Linked DNA regions of Homo sapiens: region 2 is linked to region 1. The links are chromatin contacts, found by Hi-C or POLR2A ChIA-PET in ENCODE. All regions are on one chromosome and are shown on one strand. The core of a region is the stretch at or near the end of the contact, and the rest is flanking DNA. Distances in the headings are between cores, read along the strand shown. Region 1 holds the start of N4BP3 (NEDD4 binding protein 3). Region 2 holds the start of TRIM52-AS1 (TRIM52 antisense RNA 1).

Evidence for each region. Hi-C counts contacts between places; a loop is a spot of excess contacts on that map. ChIA-PET counts read pairs that join two places held with the same protein, here RNA polymerase II (POLR2A). Pooled maps may share reads with other maps.
Region 2: a map with no recorded cell type shows a loop between it and region 1 (13-fold over the local background). The contact joins the promoter of TRIM52-AS1 here to the promoter of N4BP3 in region 1. A Hi-C loop is called at or near these places in 1 of 37 single-sample maps with no recorded cell type and 1 of 50 pooled maps. POLR2A ChIA-PET finds 5 or more read pairs at or near these places in 1 of 52 experiments (CD8-positive, alpha-beta memory T cell).

What each region holds. Positions count from the first base shown.
Region 1 is chr5:178,109,093-178,115,045 of GRCh38, reverse strand. It overlaps N4BP3 (NEDD4 binding protein 3), which reads right to left and starts at 1,514. Exons shown (of 5, transcript NM_015111.2): 1 at 1,275-1,514. RefSeq lists enhancers at 285-344, 1-386 and silencers at 425-474, 825-1,144, 1,225-1,774.
Region 2 is chr5:181,259,388-181,264,839 of GRCh38, reverse strand. TRIM52-AS1 (TRIM52 antisense RNA 1) reads right to left here and starts at 3,628. Exons shown (of 3, transcript NR_102762.1): 1 at 3,456-3,628. TRIM52 (tripartite motif containing 52) reads left to right here and starts at 3,697. Exons shown (of 2, transcript NM_001346048.2): 1 at 3,697-4,839. The coding sequence starts at 4,027. RefSeq lists silencers at 3,067-3,316, 3,427-3,576 and enhancers at 3,717-3,766, 3,947-3,996.

The DNA.
Region 1 (5,953 bases), core at 265-2,764:
TCCCACAGTGAGAAGCAATCTCAACTCCCTGGGCAAGGTCCTTTCTACCTCAGCAGGTTGTCCTAAGCCAGGGGTCACGGGTTCCCCTCCATGGGCACACACTGCTGTGTATGTATTGCATATATGTCTGCCCAGCCCTCCATGCCTGTTTCTCCCAAGGACACTTGCAACCAGGCTGCCCTAGACTGCGGTCCACCAGGCCTGGAATCCCTCCTGCTGCCCCCCAGGTCAGGAAGAAATAGAGGAAACCTGCCTCATGGGGACTCCGAGTCGCTATGCTAGCTCTAGAGGCGGTGGCAGAGGCAGGCTGGCCGCATTCATTCACAGTCTGGCACATGCACACCACACGCTGCCAGCCGGTAGAGAAGCCCTGCCTGGGAGGGCCCTGGGAGGAGGCTGATAACCGCGCCCAGGATGGCCTCCTGCGTCCGCTCCCTCCCGAGGACAGCCAGGCCCAATCTGTTCCTATGTGGTTGGGGTCGGGGGGTGGCCCAGTGGGAGGCAACGGGTCTCAGTTCTCTTTCTGGATACAGCCAGGGCCCTGATTTCGGCTTGTCCCCAGGCCAGCCCTCACTTGGGCCAAAGGCTGTGGCCGGGACTGGACCGGGTGCTCTGGCGGTCAAGACCTAGGAATGTCCCCTACCCGCAGACCCGCAGCTGCAGCCTGGTGGACCGGCAGGGGGTTGGGGGATAAAGGAGGTGTGGGAGGAAGCGAGAGATCTCATGGGGAAGTCAGAGGGGCAAACGAGGTTGCATCCCCACGGAATTTGTGTCAGGAAAGCAGGGGTGAAGGCGAGGGTTCCCCAAAGCTGCGGGAGGTCCCGGAGCTACCTGGGGGGCGGGGTGGGAGGCGCGTCTCCTCCTGGCCCCTCCCTGAGGCCTGCCGGGAGCGGCTGGGCCGGGGGGCGGAGGCCGAGGTCAGACGCCGGCGCCAAGGACGCCTGCCCCACCCAGCCGTGGCGCAGGGGTCCCGCGCGCTGCTCCCTGGAAAGCGCGTTTGCAGGGGTTGGGGAGAGCAAGGTAGCCTGCCGCCTGCCCCTCCAGCGGAGCATCGGGGTCGGTCCCCGATCCGGTGCCTCGGTGACCGGGAGCAGGGGACACCTGGGCGCACGCCGCACCTTGCCACCCCCGCCCATCTCTCAGACGGGAGCCTCGGCCAGCGGGACAGCAGCTTTGCCAAGGACGCCCGAAAACAAGACCTTGGCGACCCGCCCCACCCCTCCCCACCCCCCGAGTCCAGCCCGGGTCCCCAGCCCCTCGCGCGCCCCACTTACCATGGTGGCGACGCGCTCGCCGGCCCGCGGCTCCGCAGCCCTTGCGCGTCGCAGCTCCCCCGCGCGGATTTGAACCCTCCTGCAAGGCGTCGGCTCGGGCCGGGACTGCGTGCCGGGTCGGAGCGGCGGAGCGGCAGGCGCCGGGAAAACGCGGGCGGGCGCCGGCGCCGGAGCCGGATTGGCGAGGGAGGGACGCGCTCCGCGGCGCTCGATCGCCTGCCCCAAAGGCGGAGGGAAAACCCGGCCTGACTCACCGGCGCGCGGCAAGCCCACAGCCCGGCCCCGGCCCCCGGATGTGGGGGGCGGGGCCGCCTACCCGCGAGCCAACCTGGGCCCCGCCCGGCCCCGACCGCGCCCCCGGCCCTGACCCGCAGAGGCGCCGCACGGCGGTGGCGGGCGAAACCTGGACCGGCTGCGCCTCGCGTCGCTGCCTCCTTGAGCGCCCCGGCTCGTTCCCGAGGGGTGGGCAGCCCCGAGCGCGGCCCACGCCCCAGAGAGCGCACAGCGCCCCCGCTTCTCCTCCTCCGCCGTTCGCCTCGCCCGCCTCCTCTAAGGAAGAGGCGCGTGAGGTCCCTCACCTCCCTAATTGTAGCCGCCTCCTCTCCGGAAAACCTGATTTCCCCCCTTTGGGGATGAACCACAGTAGTACTTTGAGAAGTGAAAAGATTTTACCCCACGACTCTGGCTGAATTGGGCACAGAGTTATTTTCTTTTTGCCTCCAAAGTATTCTAGGGGCAGCAAAATCAGGTGCCTTCAGGGGCCAGAAAAATTACGCAAATGAGTCGTGAGCTTCCTACTAAGACAGTAGGAAGACATGGAAACAGACACAGACACGTAAAGGAGTCATATTCGAAAAATTAAAACACCGTTTCTAATTCAAAAGTTAAGCATAGAGTTACCATATGATCCGGCAATTATAGTCCTCAAACAAGTAATGTTCTTGGCAGTACTAGTCACAATAGTCAAAGAGCCAAAAGGTGGAAACAGCCCAAACTAACAATTGATGAGGGTGTAAGCAAACAATGGTAGATCCATTCAGTGGAATATTATTCAGCCATAAAAAAGAAATGAACGCCATGTGATGACTCATGTCTGAACTCTCCCAGCACTTTTGGAGGCCAGGAGTTCAGGAACAGCCTGGGCAACTCACAAAACTCCATCTCTATCTTAAAAAAAAAAAGACCTGATGTGGTGGCTCACCCCTGTAATCCTAGCATTTTGGGAGGCCGAGGCAGGCGGCTCACTTGAGGTCAGGAGTTTGAGACCAGCCTGGCCAACATGGCGAAATTCTATCTCTACCAAAAACACCAAACATTAGCCAGGCATGGTGGAGCGAGCCTGTAATCCCAGCTACTCGGGAGGCTAAGGTAGGAGAATTGCTTGAACCCAGGAGGCAGAGTTGCAATGAACGGAGATTGTGCCACTACACTCCAGCCTGGATGATGGCGTAAGCCTGTCTCAAAAAAAAAAAGAAAGAAAAGAAAAGAAAAAGAGGAATGAAACACTGATGATACCTGCTACAACATGGATAAACCTCCAAAACATGGCAAGTGAAAGAAACCAGACACAAAGCCCACATGTGTTAATGATGCCATTTATAATAAGTAAATCCAGACAAACAGAAAGCAGATTAGAGCCAGAGGCTGTGGGGAGAGAGAAAGGCAGAGTGATTGCCTAACAAGCATAGGGTTTCCTTCTGGGATGAGGAAAATGTTTTGGAGCCTGACAGAGGTGGTGGTTGCACAACGTTATGAATATACAAATGTCATTGAATTGTTTGCTTTAAAACGGCTAATTTTATGGTATGCACATTTTACCTCAATTAAAAAACATCTTGTCACTTGTGGAACAGATTTGGTCTACGGCCCACAAATTTGCAACCCCTTGTGTTCTATGCTGTTCTTACCAATTCTTGCTAGGACAGCATAGAACCTCTAGGAAGAACTTCTGGCCAGGCATGGCGGCTCACGCCTGTAATCCCAGCACTTTGGGAAGACGAGGTGGGCAAATCAATTAAGGCAAATGATTTGCCTGCCTCAGCCTCTCAGTGTGCTGGGAGTACAGGCGTGAGCCACCATGCCTGGCTGAAAGAACTTTTTTTTTGAGATGGAGTCTTGCTCTGTCGCCCAGGCTGGAGTGCAGTGGTGCGATCTCAGCTCGCTGCAAGCTCCGCTTCCCGGGTTCACGCCATTCTCCTGCCTCAGCATCCCAAATAGCTGGGACTACGGGTGCCCACCACCACACTCGGCTAATTTTTTGTATTTTTAGTGGAGATGGGGTTTCACCATGTTAGCCAGGATGATCTCGATCCCCTGACCTCGTGATCCACCCCCCCTTGGCCTCCCAAAGTGCTAGGATTACAGGCATAAGCCACTGCGCCCGGCAACTTTTTTTTTTTTTTGAGATGGAGTTTCACCCTTGTTGCCTAGGCTGAAGTGCAATGGCGTGATCTCAGCTCACTGCAACCTCCCCCTCCCAGGTTCAAGCGAGTCTTCTGTCTCAGCCTCCCGAGTAGCTGGTTGGCACAGGTGTGTGCCACCATGCCCGGCTAATTTTGTATTTTTAGTAGAGACGGGGTTGGTCAGGCTGGTCTTGAACTCCCGACCTCAGGTGATCCACCTGCCTCGGCCTCCCAAAGTGCTGGGATTACAGGCGTGAGCCACCACGCCCGGCCAGAATTTCTAATAGAACTGCCAGACTTCAGAATACTTGTCTAAGAAAACTCATTAATAGCTGCTGTGGGTCTCAGCCCTTGAGGAGCCAGTCTGGTAGGGTTACTCACTGGGACAGATAAAGTTTCAGAGCAAGAACCTGTTTGGCTGTTTGGGGGACCCAAGGAAAGGCCTCACTGGAGCAATGGTTTTTGAGATGGTCCTGGAAGCATTTCCACTGAGGAGTGTTCCCAGCAGAGCAGATAGCAGGGCTAGAGAAGGCAGGGCACGTTCAGCTTGCTAGCAAGGTCCAAGCCCTGGGTGGGAAAGGTTAGTGGTGGGAAGGGACGAAGGTGGCAACCGAGAGCAGACCCAGAGAAGCCTCTTGAAGTGGGCGCTGGGAGCCTCCGAAGCATTGAGAGAGAGGAGCTTGTGCACGCAGCTGGACGTGGGGCCTGTGAGGTGGCACAGGCAGGCAGGGAGGTCGGGTCCCCTGGGTCTCTAGGGAAAGAAATGGGGCCAAGGAGGACCTGGAAGCTGGAAGCTGCCGAGAAGGTGTTCATTCTGTCAACTGAGTGGGAGAGACAGTGATAGAGATGTTTATGAGAGGGTTTGAATGAAGGTTCTTATAAGAATCCACTTGCAAGAAATGGCATGAGGAAGAGAGAGAGAGGTCACAGCTAAGTTCTGATGAAAACTCAGATTCTGGGTTGGGTGCAGTGGCTCACGCCTGTAATGCCAACGCATTAGGAGGCCGAGGTGAGAGCATTGCTTAAGCCCAGGAGTTCCCTGGGCGACATAGCAAGACCCCATCTCTATAAAAAAATAAAAAATTAGCCAAGCCAGTGGTGCCTATAGTCCCAGCTACTCGAGAGGCTGAGGCAAAAGGATCCCTTGAGCCTAGGAATCAGAGGCTGCAGTGAGCTATGATCGAACACTGCACTCCAGCCTAGGTGACAGAGCAAGACCCTGTCTTTAAAAAAAAAAAGGCCGGGCACGGTGGCTCACACCTGTGATCCCAGCACTTTGGGAGGCCGAGGCAGGAGGATCACGAGGTCAGGAGATCGAGACCATCCTGGCTAACACGGTGAAACCCTATCTTTATTAAAAATACAAAAAATTAGCAGAGTGTGGTCGTGGGCGCCTGTAGTCCCAGCTACGCGGGAGGCTGAGGCAGGAGAATGGCATGAACCCAGGAGGTGGAGCTTGCAGTGAGCCGAGATGGTGCCACTGCACTCCAGACTGGGCGACAGAGCGAGACTCCGTCTCAAAAATAAATAAATAAATAAATAAATAAAGGCAGGACACAGTGGCTCATGCCTGTAATCCCAGCACTTTGGGAGGCCAAGGCAGGTGGATCACCTGAGATCAAGAGTTCGAGAACCAGCCTGGCCAACATGGTGAAAATCTGTCTGTACTAAAAATACAAAAATTAGGCAGATGTGATGGCGCACTCCCATAGTTCCAACTACTCAGGAGGCTGAGGCAGGAGAATCACTTGAACCTGGGAGGTGGAGGTTGCAGTGTCCCAAGATTGCACCACGGCACTCCAGCAGCCTGGCTGACAGAGCGAGACTCCATCTCAAAAAAAAAAAAAAAGAAAAAGAAGGTGCTCAACTGCACTGCGCTCCTGTCCTGTCCATGCGGGCTGCCTCTTGTTCTCACCCCGTCTCCTTGACCTTGGCCTCCCATTGGCCTTGCTGAGGCCTTTGAGAGAAGAAAGTGGGCTGGGCAGAGGTGAGGAGGCAGAAACCAACAGGAGGCCAGGCCTCTTTTCTTCCCTCCAACATCTGCCTGGACAGTATGGGAGAGGCCAAGCTGGACTCCTGCTGGGATGGGGGGATCTTGTATTCAGTGAACTTTATTTACCTTCCTGGACCTGCACAGCAGATGCCCCTGCAAGGGGCCACTTGCCCCCAGACATGACATTCCTGTAGAGTTGGCATGGGAGCCACACTGCTCAGATGCCAAGGGGTGGGGCACTCAGGGCACCAGGCCAGGGGAAGTGAAACCAGCCTCCCTGGATG
Region 2 (5,452 bases), core at 2,379-4,878, 3.1 Mb before region 1:
TGTTAGCCAGGATGGTCTCAATCTCCTGACCTCGTGATCTGCCCGCCTCCGTCTCCTAAAGTGCTGGGATTACAGTCATAAGCCACTGTGCCTGGCCAGGATTTTTTTTTTTTAAGATTGCATGTTGTTCTGTTGCCCAGGCTGAGGGCAGTGGCACCATCACTGCTTACTGCAGCCTTGACCTCCTGGGCTCAAATGATCCTCCCAATTCAGCCTCCCAAGTAGCTGGAACTACAGGCGCACACCATCACACGCAGGTAATTTTTAATTTTTTTAATTTATTTTTATTATTTTTGAGATGGAGTCTCACTCTGTTGCCCAGGCTGGAGTGCAGCAGCATGATCTTGGCTCACTGCAACCTCCACCTCCTAGGTTCACGCAATTCTTCCTCAGCCTCGCAAGTAGCTGGGATTACAGGCACCTGCCGCCACGCCTGGCTAATTTTTGTATTTTTAGTAGTGACGGGGTTTCACCATGTTGGCCAGGCTGGTCTCAAACTCCTGACCTCAAGTGATCCACCCGCCTCAGCCTCCAAAATTGCTGGGATTACAGACATGAGCCACCGCACCCAGCCAATTTTCTTTTTTTTTTTTTTTGTGGAGATGGGGTCTCATGACGTTGCCCAGGCTGGTCTCAAACAGCTGGCTCAAACAATCCTCCCATCTTGGCCTCTTAAAGCACTGGGATTACATGAGTGAGGCACCACACCTGGCCAAGAATTTCCTTAAAGCCTATGAAGTGGTGAGCCTTTCATTTCATGTGGAAGGTTCTGGTGGCTGCAGGATGGCCTGAAATGAGAGAGCAAGTGATCCTTTAGAGAAATGGTTTCCTTTTATCCAGTCTGAAGCTGATGGGGGTGAAATCTGGAGTGGCAGAAGTAAGGCTGGAAAGGAGGAGCTAGATCGGAGGAGAAACATCAGCAGGACTTGGCTGAAATGTGTTGGGTTTGTTCATTCGTTTATTTACTCAGCAGATACACAGGGAGTGCTCGCTGTGTGCTTGGCACTGTGGTCAAGGAACTGAGTATGCAACAAAGAAGAGAACACATACAGTCCTTGCTCTGTGCCACTCACAGTTTGGCACAGGTCCGGAGAGGAAGAGGAGGGCTCCAAGGTGTGCTCAAGGTTCCACTGGGACAGTGGTGTCCTCCCCAAACCAATGACCAATTAGTGAGGGGTGCAGTCATGCCCGTGGGCCTTCAACAGCATTTTACTGAAATAAAACAGAAAATATCAGAGTGCTTTGGATGTCATAAGGGAAAGAACACTGCAGAAATTTTCTTTCTGTTATATATGTGCAGGTCTATATTGGATCAGTATGTGCAATGTACTTCTTATTGAAGGGCAGGTAAAGAAAGAAAAAAAACCTTGTATGGGGCTGAGCGTAGTGGCTCACATCTGTAATTCCCGCACTTTGTAAGGCTGAGGCAGGACTGCTTAAACCAGGAGTTCAAGACTAGCCTGGGCAACATAGCAGGACCTCATCTCTACAAAAAAAAAAATAATAAAAATTAGCCAGATGTGGTAATGCACACCTGTAGTCCCAGCTACTTGGGAGGCTGAGGCAGGATGATCACTTGAGCCCAGGGGTCAAGGGTGCAATGAGCCATGATCATACCACTGCATTTGGCCTGGGCAACAGAGCAAGACCCTCTCTCAAAAAAAAAAAAAATCTAAAAGAGAATGGGTAAATCAGGCATAGTGGTGCATGCCTGTAGTCCCAGCTACTCCACAGGCTGAGGCGGGAGGATCACTTGAGTCCAGGAGTTTGAGGTGGTAGGGTGCAATAATCGTGACTATAAATAGCCACGGCACTTTAGCCTGGGCAACATGACGAAACCCTGTCTCTATAAAAAAATAAAGAAATTAGCCTGGAGTGGTGGTGCATGCCTGTGTTCCCAGCTATTCCAGAAGCTGAAGTGGGAGGACTGCTTGAGCCCAGGAGGTGGAGATTGCTGTGGGCCCAGATCGTGCCACTGCAGGGGGCTACAGGAGTCTAAAAGGGAGGGGACACAATTTCCCCAAATCTCCAATGTTGAGGAGTTCTGCCTACACTCCTTGCCCCAGGATGCCCCCAGCACCAAGGCCAAGAGGGTGTCTTGGCCCTCAGCACTGGGGTAGAACATCTGTACACAGAACCAGGCCACAGGAGAAGGCATACACAGAGCCCATGAGCACCAGCCCCTCTGAGCTGCGTCCAGCCCCCATCTCCATCCTCTGTTCTCTGGGACTACAAATCCAGGCCTGACCTGGTTCTATCCCTACCTGCAGAGACAGAAGACAGAAGGAGACAACCCCTGAGAAGCCTTTCCCCAGGGCCTGATTCCCCCTCCCACTGTAAGATCTCTCAGCCCGCACTTTGGGAGGCCGAGGTGGGCGGATCACGAGGTCAGGAAATCGAGACCATCCTGGCTAACAGGGTGAAACCCCGTTTCTACTAAAAATACAAAAAAAAAAAAATTAGCCGGGCGTGGTGGCGGGCGCCTGTAGTCCCAGCTACTCGGGAGGCTGAGGCAGGAGAGTGGCGTGAACCTGGGAGGCGGAGCTTGCAGTGAGCCGAGATCGCGCCACTGCACTGCATCCTGGGCAACAGCCAGACTCCATCTCAAAAAAAAAAAAAAAAAAAAAAACCTCTCAGCCCTGGATCAGGTCCCCTCTCCAGGAAAGGTGACAGAGTGGAGTCTAAATGACACTGCCCTAGGGCCCCGCTGGGGTGGAAAACAGACCCAGACAGCGCCCCCAGCCCTCCCTCCCCAGGGAGGAGTGAAGGGCATAACAGACAGCGGAGGACACCGGGACAGGAAGGAGGGGCCAGCCGCTCTCAAACTAAGTCTAAACCACGGCGGTGAGGAAGTGTGGTCCCAAATCCAGCCCCCTCCCGGCCGAGCTCACAGAGCTCAGGGCTGGAACTCGGAACCCTGGCCCGACGCAGGCGGCAGCACCGAAGGGAACTTGAGCCCCGGCCCCCTCAGGGGACCCACGACCGGGGCGCAGCTTTGCTGGCAGACGCCGCAATACTGCGCAGCCGCGGCCCCGCAAGCAGAAACAGGGCTGGGTCTGAGGCCTACGTGGAGCTGGGGCCCGACGGCTCACGGAAGGCAGCGGGGGGCACTGGGCGCCCCGGATCCGAGCCTCCCGGGCGGCAGGCCCTCCCAGCTGTGCGGCGCCCGGATCCCCACAAAGGCACCCCAAGCGCGGACGGCGGGACGGGCGACAGCACCAGGGTGGTGTCCCAGGCTTCCCCACCGCCGCGGACCAACTCGGCCCCGGCCCGGGCGGGGCTTCCGGAGAGATTTATCCCCCTTCCCTCTAACCTTCCTGGGGCTCCGGCTCAGGCTGGACAACGGCTCGGAGACCCAGTCCCCCTCAAGTGTTGACCCCCCCACCATCTAGAACCAGCCAACCCACCAAACCACCTCTCCCAAGCCGGGCCTCTTCCCGGCGTCCGCCGCTGACCTGATCAGAGCCGCTCTGCCGGCCCGAGGGAGCTGAGAAGGGGCTTGGGAATGGGGTCTTGAGGAGGGGCTGGCCGGAATGTGCAGCACTAGCCCAGCTGGAGCGGGCGGCGCGGGCGCGCCTGTCCCCCAGCCCACCCAACTCCCGGCCCGCGCGGCCCCCGGCACACCATAGAGACGTGGTCCTCCGCCGGCCTAGAGCGTCTCTCCAGAGCGTGTGCAGGAGCGAGACGTCATTTTGCGTCGCCTCGGGCAGGGTAGCCAGCGGCTGCATCTGAGGCGGACGCCGCAGTGTAGGGCACACCCTGAGGGTAGCGAGAGACGTGACAGGACCGAGCAGCTGGGGGCTGCAGCCTGCTCTGTCCCCACCGATCCCAGAGAGAGGCTGTGAGTCTGGATCTGGGCGTTCGCACCCTGAGAGAGGGGGTCAAAGCTCCCCTGCGGCCCCGAGGAAGAAGAGCAAGGTTGAGGACAGCCTCGGGTCACCAGAGTAGTTTGGAGGCAGGCCTGCAGGCGCGTCCCCGCTCCTCAGCTCCAAGCTGACGTATCTACACCTGCCGGCGGGCATTAAGATGGCTGGTTATGCCACTACTCCCAGCCCCATGCAGACCCTTCAGGAGGAAGCGGTGTGTGCCATCTGCTTGGATTACTTCAAGGACCCCGTGTCCATCAGCTGTGGGCACAACTTCTGCCGAGGGTGTGTGACCCAGCTGTGGAGTAAGGAGGACGAGGAGGACCAGAACGAGGAGGAAGATGAATGGGAGGAGGAGGAGGACGAGGAAGCGGTGGGGGCCATGGATGGATGGGACGGCTCCATTCGAGAGGTGTTGTATCGGGGGAATGCTGACGAAGAGTTGTTCCAAGACCAAGATGACGATGAACTCTGGCTCGGTGACAGTGGTATAACTAATTGGGACAACGTAGACTATATGTGGGACGAGGAGGAAGAAGAAGAAGAGGAAGATCAGGACTATTACCTAGGAGGCTTGAGACCTGACCTGAGAATTGATGTCTACCGAGAAGAAGAAATACTGGAAGCATACGATGAGGACGAAGATGAAGAGCTGTATCCTGACATCCACCCGCCTCCTTCCTTGCCCCTTCCAGGGCAGTTCACCTGCCCCCAGTGCCGAAAGAGCTTTACACGTCGCAGCTTTCGTCCCAACTTGCAGCTGGCCAACATGGTCCAGATAATTCGCCAGATGTGCCCCACTCCTTATCGGGGAAACCGGAGTAATGATCAGGGCATGTGCTTTAAACACCAGGAAGCCCTGAAACTCTTCTGTGAGGTGGACAAAGAGGCCATCTGTGTGGTGTGCCGAGAATCCAGGAGCCACAAACAGCACAGCGTGCTGCCTTTGGAGGAGGTGGTGCAGGAGTACCAGGTGAGAGAAATGAGGGAATGTGGGGGGATGAAGGGAGTGGAAAGGTAACTAGGAGAGCTGAGGAATGAGTAGCATTCCTTTCCCACCTCCTCAGGTACTTAGTTGCTAAACTTCTCTTTATTTGATGAGGGAGACACGGTGGAGAGAGATGGTCATATGGGTAAAAAAGGAGACACAAAACCATGAAGATTGGGGCAGATTGGCTTCCCCAGAGGAAGCTGAACAGATAATATGACGGTCACTGGAAGCGGACCACTACTGCTAATACTGGCAGTCTACCTAAGTGTAAGGGACGTGAGTAACAGATACCCAGTACTTCATTTCTCCCTAATGTGAGTCCTTGACCAATTCCCTGGGACAGGTACAGATAGGAATAGAAAGCCACAGTACTTGGAGATAATAGACATTTGGGACCTCAGCACAAGCAGTGTCAAAATAGATGTATTGGTAGACAGAAATGCCAGATGTGAGTCCTAAACTACTGATAGCAATTGGCCACACCCCCCCTCTGAAAGTCTGGGATTGCATCTCTACCTTCAGTGGGGTCCGTTTTCCTTCTAGAGAAAGGCAAAGCATATAAGCATCTTTGATGGATCAGAATGTGCCTCATATC